Linked DNA regions of Homo sapiens: region 2 is linked to region 1. Evidence: read pairs that join two places in POLR2A ChIA-PET (ENCODE). Cell type or tissue: MCF 10A. All regions are shown on one strand. Region 1 overlaps IHO1 (interactor of HORMAD1 1). Region 2 overlaps USP4 (ubiquitin specific peptidase 4).

What was found. Peaks named below come from ENCODE experiments on the same cell type or tissue, not always from the same donor. Only the 100,000 strongest peaks of a DNase experiment are listed, where the experiment ranks them.
Region 2: POLR2A ChIA-PET joins it to region 1 with 9 read pairs; 4 of 35 experiments call an interaction of 5 or more read pairs at or near these places.

Annotation. Positions count from the first base shown.
Region 1 is chr3:49,237,037-49,242,036 of GRCh38, forward strand. It overlaps IHO1 (interactor of HORMAD1 1), which reads left to right. Exons shown (of 8, transcript NM_001135197.2): 4 at 4,190-4,353. Among named protein-coding and RNA genes, the nearest start is that of MIR4271, 35 kb to the right of the region's middle. In MCF 10A, no CTCF peak of the experiment used is centred here; DNase peaks (open chromatin) are centred at 1,695 and 1,905.
Region 2 is chr3:49,294,697-49,299,696 of GRCh38, forward strand. USP4 (ubiquitin specific peptidase 4) reads right to left here. Exons shown (of 22, transcript NM_003363.4): 12 at 3,856-3,939; 13 at 3,174-3,268. Among named protein-coding and RNA genes, the nearest start is that of C3orf62, 20 kb to the left of the region's middle. In MCF 10A, a CTCF peak has its summit at 966; a DNase peak (open chromatin) is centred at 2,255.

The sequences.
Region 1 (5,000 bases):
TGAGAACCTGTCTCAAAAAAAAAACAAACAAGGCCAGGTGTTGTGGCTCATGCCTGTAATGCCAGCAATTTGGGAGGCCGAGGCAGGTGGATCACAAGGTCAGGAGTTCAAGACCAGCCTGGCCAAGATGGTGGAACCCCGCCTCTACTAAAAATACAAAAATTAGCCGGGTGTGGTGGCAGGCGCCTGTAATCCCAGCTACTCGGGAGGCTGAGGCAGAGAATCGCTTGAACTCAGGAGGTAGAGGTTGCAGTGAGCCGAGATCAAACCACTGAACTCTATCCTGGGAGATAGAGCATGACTCTGTCTCAAAACAAACAAACAAAACAAAAAAACCCGACAACCAATACTTAGTTTCTAGCCTTAAAAAAATTACTTATTCTGTTGGAATATGTTTTAGAATTGTACATCTGTAAGGATTACTCTCCTAAAGGGATTTGTGCTTGATTAGTGACTCATTTGACTTAATAGTCTGAAATGGCAACATTTATATTTGCGGTTTCTTCTATTACAAAGCAACGTAAAATAGTGTCAATTCCTTGACCAATCCTAGGGAGAGGCAAATATATATACATATATATTTGCCTAAGGCTAGTCATACTATTGTTTGTGAGAATTTATAAGTAAAAATAGTTTTCATAAAATAGAAATAAAATAACAAATTTTATTTTAGACAGACTTTTTTAAATAATAAACTTCATGTAATCTGTATACTTTAGTCAACTATACTACATTATGTCCTTGAAGAAGAAGGAGATGAGGATTCTGAGGCCTAGGTTAGTGAGTAAAGGCCAGAATGAGGAACAGAGTCTCTTGAATCCTTGATGTTTTGAGATTAACCTGTCTTTTCCTTTTTTTTTTTTTTTTTTTTTTTTTTTTTTTGAGACAGAGTCTTGCTCTGTCACCTGGGCCGAGGTCCAGTGGCATGATCTCAGTTCACTGACTGCAAACTTCGCCTTCCAGGTTCAAGTAATTCTCCTGTCTCAGCCTCCCTAGTAGCTGGGATTATAGGTGTGTGCCACCACACACGGCTGATTTTTGCGTTTTTAGTAGAGACAGTGTTTCTCCATGTTGGCGGGCTAGTCTTGAGCTCCTAACCTCAGATGATCTGCTCACCTCAGCTGCCCAAAGTGCTGGGATTACAGGTGTGAGCCACCATGCCCAGCCTGATTCTTTGAGATCAATCTGTGTTTTCTTGTGAGTCAAAAACATTTTGATTTTGGAGGCACCTATAACTAAATGTAGTTTTGTTTTGTTTTGTTTTGTTTTGTTTTTGAGACAGAGTTTTTCCCTCTGTCACCCAGGCTGTAGTGCAGTGGTGCTGTGGCAGGAATCAGAGGACCAGAGAGACCAAATGGATAAAACAGGAGGATTTTATTAAGGTGTGCACCGGCTCAGCGGATTCGCATCCAAAAGGCTGAGACCTGAACAGAAACAGGGCTTGACTTTTATACACATTTCTGAAAGGGGATTGGCCAGTTTGAATGGCGTGGAGGGAATTTGGTGGCATGAAGTGTATAGTGCAGGCAAGTGGGCATACAGAAGCAGAACAAAGGCAGTTAATCAAACAGTGACAGGTTTCATCATCCTAGCATAGCTCGTGACCTCGCAGCTGCATTGGAAGGAAAACAGGAACTTATCAAACTAAAGCAGGCTTTGCATCTGGTACATATCTTACTCAAGCTCGTCTTGTGACCTTGTCATGTTGCACAGAAGAGAAACAGGAATTGTAAAACTCTGTGAAGTAACCTTGAGTATCACTAAGGAAGGATTATCAAAGGGGAGGGGGAAGTTGGGAAAAGAGAAAAACCTGCTTTCCCACCCTCGCCTGGGAATGGGAGGAGAGGGGACTCTGGAGCACATTCCTTGAGGGCTCTGGTTTTGCACATAGTGTTATCAAAGCCCTGCCAGAGCTCTGCTGCCTATTGCTAGGTCTTGGAGTGAGTCAGCCCAGCAAGAGAAAACTTGTTTTTCTCTTTACATCTCCTGCTTCAGTGTGATCTCAGCTCACTGCAACCTCTGCCTCCTGGGTGCAAGCAATTATCATGCCTCAGCCTCCTGAGTGGCTGGGATTATAGGCGCCTGCCCCCATGCCCAGCTAATTTTTGTATTTTTAGTAGAGACAGGGTTTCACTGTGTTGGCTAGGCTGGTCTCAAACTCCTGACCTCAAGTGATCCACCTGCATTGGCCTCCCAAAGTGCTGGGATTACAGGTGTGAGCTACCATGCCTGGCCACACCAAGCTAATTTTTTTCTTTTTTTTTTTGAGAGGGAGCCTCACTGTTGCCAGACTGGAGTGCAGTGGCATGATCTCAGCTCACTACAACCTCTGCCTCCCGGGTTCAAGCGATTCTCCTGCCTCAGTCTCCTGAGTAGATGGGACTATGGGCGTGCACCACCACGCCCAGCTAATTTTTGTATTTTTAGTAGAGACAGGATTTCACCATGTCAGCCAGGATGGTCTCAATCTCCTGACCTCATGACCCACCTGCCTCAGCCTCCCAAAGTTCTGGGATTACAGGCGTGAGCCCCCGTGCCCAGCTGCACCAGCTAATTTTTATATTTTTTGTAGGGATGGGGTTTAGCCATGTTGCCCAGGCTGGTCTTGAACTCCTGGGCTCAAGGGATTTTTTTTTTTTTTTTGAGACGGAGTTTTGCTCTGGTTGCCCAGACTGGAGTGCAATGGTACGATCTCGGCTCACCACAACCTCTGCCTTCCAGGTTTAAGCAATTCTCCTGCCTCAGTCTCCTGAGTAGCTGGGATTACAGGCATGCGCACCACGCCTGGCTAATTTTGTATTTTTAGTAGAGACGGGGTTTCTCCATGTTGGTCAGGCTGTTCTTGAACTCCCCACCTCAGGTGATCTGCCCACTTCGGCCTCCCAAAGTGCTGGGATTATAGGCGTAAGCCACTGTGCCCAGCCTGGGCTCAAGTTTTATATATAAACTTACATGCATCAAATAGGGACTTAACAAATAAGATTAAGTTGGTGCTTTTTTTTCTTTTCTTTTCTTTTCTTTTCTTTTGAGACAGAGTCGCACTCTGTCACCCGGGCTAGAGTGCAGTGGCACGATCTTGGCTCACTGCAACCTCCTCTTCCCAGGTTCAAGAGATTCTCCTGCCTCAGCCTCCCGAGTAGCTGTGATTACAGGTGTGTGCCACCACGCCCAGCTAATTTTTGTTTTTGTTTTTGTTTCTGTTTTGAGACGGAGTTTCACTCTTGTCGCCCAGGCTGGAATGCAGTGGTGCAATCTTGGCTCACTGCAACCTCCTCCTTCTGTGTTAAAGCAATTCTCCTGCCTCAGCCTCCTGAGTAGTTGGGATTACAGGCGCCTGCCAGCATGCCCGGCTAATTTTTTGTATTTTAGTAGAGACAGGGTTTCGCCAAGTTGAGCAGGCTGGTCTCAAACTCCTGACCTCAGGTGATCCGCCCGCCTCGGCCTCCCAAAGTGCTGGGATTACAGGCATGAGCCACCACACCCGACCAATTTTTGTATTTCTAGTAGTGACGGGGTTTCATCACATTGGTCAGGTTGGTCTCAAACTCCTGACCTTGTGATCCACCCACCTCGGCCTCCCAAACAAAGTGTTGGGAGTACAGGGGTGAGCCACCATGCCCAGCCAGTCGGTGCTTTAAGTTAGTAAAGTATGCTCTGAAATAAGTATTTCAGTACAAAAATTGGTATCTAGTGATATGAAGGAATAAATGACCTCCCTGAATGTTTCAGAATTTTGCCAAAGAATGCAGAAAGTGGCTCACCATTTGTCAGCATGCCCACTGTCCAGTCCACATCAAACTTACCAATATGAGTTCAGTTCACTAGCAGCTGAGCAACAGCAATTTGAGTTAAAATTATGATTATGAAAACTTTAACACATCATGTCAGAAATAGCATAAATGGTTCTCTGTTCTTGCCTTTAAATTTATGCAATTGATTCTAAGCTATTTTGGTTGACATTTAAAATATCTCTGGGCTGGTAAGGCAAAAATCTATATTAATAAAAACAGTTGCTTTATTTTAAATATAATTTTCTGGTGTATACAAAGATAAAATGGAAATACTACTTGCTATGTTACGTTACAGCAATATGGTTTGCACTTAAATGTGACTCTGCATTGTACAGAAAATAGTGAATGCTATAAATATTTTTATGTGTGAAATGCTATATATTTTTTTCATTTAACAGGGTGAACCTAGCATTTTCACAAAGTACCAGACAAAGCCCCAGCTGTTCGGAGGAGATATAAAAGATGGAGGTTTATTTCCTCCTCCTTTGTCAGTTGGAAAATCAAAAGGCCTCTTGGAACAGTTTGAGGAGAAAAAGAAAAGGGCAAAAGACAAATGTGACAGGTATGTAAACCTTTCAAATGGATGAAAGAACTCACCTTTTCTGAGTAAAACAAGACATAGAGTGTCAGTAATTAAATAATTCAATTTTAGCATAATAGCATGTATTAGAGTTCTCCAGAGAAACCAAACCATAGGACTTACACACACATACACACACACACACACACACACAGACACACAAACAGACACACAGAGAAAGAGGGAGAAAGAGAAAGAGGGAGAGAGAGAATTATAGATTGATTTTTTTTTTTTGACGGAGTCTTGCTCTGTCGCCAGGCTGGAGTGCAGTGGCACAATCTTGGCTCACTGCAACCTCTGCCTCCCAGGTTCAAGCGATTCTCCTGCCTCAGCCTCCTGAGTAGCTGGGACTACAGGCGCCTGCCACCATGCCTGGCTAATTTTTGTATTTTTAGTAGAGACAGGGTTTTACCATGTTGGCCAGGCTGGTCACAAACTCCTGACCTCAGTTGATCCACCCATCTCAGCCTCCCAAAATGCTGGAATTATAGGCGTGAGCCACTGTGCCTGGCCATTATTATTATTATTATTTATTTTATTATTATTTTTTTCTGAGATGGAGTTTCACTCTTGTTGTCCAGACTGGAGTGCAATGGCACAATCTCGGCTCACTGAAACATCCGCCTCCT
Region 2 (5,000 bases), 58 kb after region 1:
GGACAGAGCATATTTGAGTAGAAAAGGTGGCTATAACTATTGCCAAGACGTTTCTAGAGGTTGAGTCAGGAATCCCTAGAAGGACCATTGTCAGCACAATGTGAACCTATACAACCTGGGGCTGAGGGCTAACCGTGATACTCCTTCTTCCAACCACGGCCTCAAACTCTGTGGTCCTTCAACTGGGACCCAACACAGATAACAGCCATCATTCAGATCATCACTCTGAACACAAAGGCACACAGCTGGGTCCAGCCACCAAGTTCATCTTTTGTCATCAAAGAGCTCATCTTTAAAAAATGTATTGAGTTGGCTGGGCGCGGTGGCTCACGCCTGTAATCCCAGCACTTTGGGAGGCCAAGGCGGGCGGATCACGAGGTCAGGAGATTGAGACCATCCTGGCTAACACGGTGAAACCCCATCTCTTCTAAAAATACAAACAATTAGACGGGCATGGTGGTGGGCACCTGCAGTCCCACCTACTCGGGAGGCTGAGGCAGGAGAATGGTGTGAACCCAGGAGGCGGAGCTTGTAGTGAGTCAAGATCTTGTCACTGCACTCCAGACTGGGCAACAGAGCGAGACTCCATCTCAAAAAAAAAAAAAAAAAAAAAAAAAAAAAGCATTGAGTGCCCTGCCCTTTAATAAGACCAAATATTGTACAAAGATGTACACCTAGGATATTAGCCAAACTCTTTTTTTCCAAATGAGCAAGCAAATTTATAAAAGTAATTGTCATCTTTGTTCAAAAACACTGAAGTGAAAGAATCGTATCTAATTCTGAAAAACATCAGAGATAACCAAAGAAACTGCTAGATACAAATCAATGATTTTGAAAAATGTGTCTTACTTAGTGAATACATGGGATTGAGGAGATTTATAGATGTTTTATCCTGGAACAGATGTTACCAAAATTGCTGGCAACCGACTGTAGTCTTTCCCTCTTCCTATAGGGGGAGACACAAACTTACTGATTCAAATTTTGAAACTAAACATATGCACGTGTGCGCGCGCGCGCGCACACACACACACACACACACCCCCCCCTCCCCAAATGCCTAGCAAACAGTCCTGACTGAAGTTTATGAAGGAGGAATTTCTAATACATAAAAATGTCCAAGGTGTGCTCTCGAGTAAATACTGTGGTCCAGCATAGTGGTAAAGAACCAGGCCTTGGAGTGCACCTGCCCCAGGTTCCAGGTCCACATTGCCATTTTCTGGCTGCTAGTAATAAGCACCTAACTTCTTAGTCTATTTATTCGGTGGACAATGGGATTACCCACTTTAAAAGGTGTGGTAAGAATTAAATAATTTAGTAGCACAGTGTACAACACATTAAAAAGTAGCAGATGCAGGCCGGGCACAGTGGCTCACACCTGTAATCCCAGCACTTTGGGAGGCCGAGGGGGACGGATTACGAGGTCAGGAGATCGAGACCACCCTAACTAACACAGTGAAACCCCATCTCTACTTAAAATACAAAAAATTGGCCAGGTGTGGTGGCACGCGCCTGTAGTCCCAGCTACTCAGGAGGCTGAGGCAGAATGGCATGAACCTGGGAGGCGGAGCTTGCAGTGAGCCACGATCACACCATTGTACTCCAGCCTGGGTGACACAGCAAGACTCTATCTCAAAAACATAAATAAATAAAAAATAAAAAATACCAGATGCTGGCCGAGCACAGTGGCTCACGCCTGTAATCCCAGCACTTTGGGAGGCCAAGGCGGGTGGATCACGAGGTCAGGAGATTGAGACCATCCTGGCTAACACGGTGAAGCCCTGGCTCTACTAAAAATACCAAAAATGAGCCAGGCGTGGTGGCGGGTGCCTGTAGTCCCAGCTACTCGGGAGGCTGAGGCAGAAAAATGGCATGAACCCGGGAGGCAGAGCTTGCAGTGAGCCGAGATTGCGCCACTGCACTCCTGCCTGGGAGACAGAGCGAGACTCCGTCTAAAAAAATAAAATAAAATAAAATAAAAATACCAGATGCTACTATTGCTTTCATAAAACAATTGTCAATTCAAATTCATCTATAAAAGAATTTGTTTTTCCAATGGTTGGCCCATAGGCCCTCTGAAAATTCCTTTGTTGGTGGTCTGCTAAGCTCCCCACAGGGTAATCCTCCAGTTCCTTTCAGCTCAGGTGTGTGAAAACACTACTTTCTGGAATTTACAGAGACCATGTTAAGGGCTTGGGGTTATATGTGAAAGTGGACTTTCCCATGTTCTAGCCCTTGGCACAGTGTCAGCTCTTGGCTGTGTCTGTGCAAGTGAGAACAGAAATAGATCTTGGGTGTGGCTAGGAACTATTCCTTTTAGAGAGATCTAGAAGTCATAGGCCCAAAAATGTAAAGGGAAGGAACTATCTCCTTTACATACTGAATTCCTCAGCCAAAAACAAAAACCAAAACAAAATCCTAAAACCCTTTCTCAGCAGAGGCAAGTTCCTGAGTGAGAGGTAAAGAGGGAGGGACAGTACGGCTGTGCTCCATACTTCCTGGGCAAGTGGCTGCCTGGGAGCAGCAGGCAAGTTCATGTATGGGAGCAGCCGGCAAGTTATTACACCACTGTGCCTGGAAGAGGGACACACACACAATTACACAGAGCAGCCATGAAGCAGCATGTGGGAAGGCAGAGGAGGCCTTTGTATTGTCCTCACAGAGATGAAGAAACTCAGTCTCAGAGCTTACAGAATGTTTGAGCTGAAAACAGCTGTTTAAATCAGCCCTGTCATTTCTGCATTGGGGATGGTAGTATCATGGTACTCGCTGAGAAGCTACAGCCTGTGGCAGAGAAAGGACAAGATCCTTCCGTACCACACCCCTACTACCATCTTCCCATCACACAGCTGGGATTCCTCTTAAGAAAGGCATCTCTGATGGTAGGACCATCTGTAGGAGCAGTGATTTGGCCTTCTTCATAGGCAAAACTGTTGAAAAAAGGCTGTGGCTGTGCTGAGGAGAGTTATCAGAATGTTTAGCTCTGCAGGGCAGGAGGGGTTGAGCACTGATGGCTGCCCACGATGCCCTCAATACCCATCTCTTGCACCCAGGGGTCAGGGCCAATCCACATGAGCAATGACTGCCCACATTTTTGTTCTGGAGATATGAATGCAGCAAAGTCTCTAGAATGTGTCCTCTGACCTGACCTGCAGCAGAAACTGCTGAGTACTCACACGAAAATGTCATCCCGAGGCATGATGTGGTTTAAACCTTCATCCATTTGGAAAATTTTGTGGAATCGGTGATTATACACATCTGCGACCACCATCTAAGAATGAACAGTAACAGAAAGACCACAGAATGGCTAAGAGTGCCCCTACTAACTGCTTAAAACCCAGAAACAAATGAAAAAAAAAATACTCATACTCAAATGTTGCCTCTAGAGAAACCACCACACAAACAGCCCCAGAGAGCTGAGGGCCAAGGCCCAAGGGGGAGCAGCATGGCTGCCATCAGAATTGAACATGCTGGTAGCATCTGCCCTCGACTGGCAGGAAGGGCGAGGAGTGTGGTGCTAACCAGAAACCAGCAGTTGTCCAGAGCCTCTGGAGTATTCCATAGTCTGCAGTCTCTATGCCACCCTCAGTGCACAGATCTGACAGCAGAGCCCTACTCCTGGTCCTTTGACCACGGCTAGTGTGAACCCAATGAAGGAAAGATAGTGTTTCCTGGAGCTGGAAGGGACAGTCTCAGTCACAATGTGCATAGTGAGTGAGGCATCCAGACACACACAAATAATCACATTTGTGCTGGCAATAACAACAACCCCAAAAAGTGGCTTCAAGGTTGAAAGTAAACTCCAAATGCTATGAAGTATCCCAAATAGACCGAGTGCCACTGATCACCCCGCCTTACATTTTCTGCAGCAATGCCAGACAGCCTGGAGAGAGCCTCGCACAGGTCGGACACAGCCCCCATCAGCGGCACAGTCACACGGTACTGCAAGACAGAGATGGTCAAGGTCACAGGGGTGCCCCACAAAGGGTGCGAAATGCATTAGGAGAAGCAGGCATCACTAGGGGCAGAGGAGCCCTTCTAGAAACAATGTATGGTGAGGTCAGGGTACAGATGAGTCAGAAGCAGAGCAAATAAGCAGGACCTCTATGTCAGCATCCTCCTCAATACACAGGCAGCAGCATGGGGGCTAGGCCATCTCTTTCTCTTCCAAACATTGCTTCATTTTATTCTTAATTCTTTAGAGTACTTTCTGAAGAACTGCTGAAATTATACAAATTCAAATTGCCATCTGGTCCTACCTTTTTATTTTATTTTTATTTTTTGTAGAGACAGGGTCTCAAACTCCTGGCCTCGAGCAATCCTCCCGCCTCAGCATCCCAAAGTGCTGGGATTACAGGTGTTGGCCACCAAGCCCGGCCTCAACTTTCTTTTTTTTCTTTTTTCTTTTTTTTCTGAGACACAGTCTTGCTCTGTCACACAAGCTGGAGCGCAGTGACGCGATCTTGGCTCACTGCAACCTCCACCTCCCGGGTTCAAGCGATTCTCCTGCCTCAGCCTCCTGAGTAGCTGGGATTACAGGCGCGCACCACCACGCCTGGATAATTTTTGTATTTTTAGTACAGACAGGGTTTCACCATGTTGGTCAGGGTGGTCTCGAACTCCTGACCTCGTGATCTGCCCGCCTCGGCCTCCTGAAGTGCTGGGATTACAGGGGTAAGCCACCGTGCCCAGCCTGCCTCAACTTTTTTTTTTTTTTGAGACGGAGTCTCGCTCTGTCGCCCAGGCTGGAGTGCAGTGGCGCAATCTTGGCTCGCTGCAAGCTCCGCCTCCCGGGTTCACGCCATTCTCCTGCCTCAGCTGCCCGAGTAGCTGGGACTACAGGCGCCCGCCACCATGCCTGGCTAATTTTTTGTATTTTTAGTAGAGACGGGGTTTCACCGTGTTAGCCAGGATGGTCTGGATCTCCTGACCTCGTGATCTGCCCGCCTCGGCCTCCCAAAGTGCTGGGATTACAGGCGTGAGCCACCGCGCCCGGCCCTCAA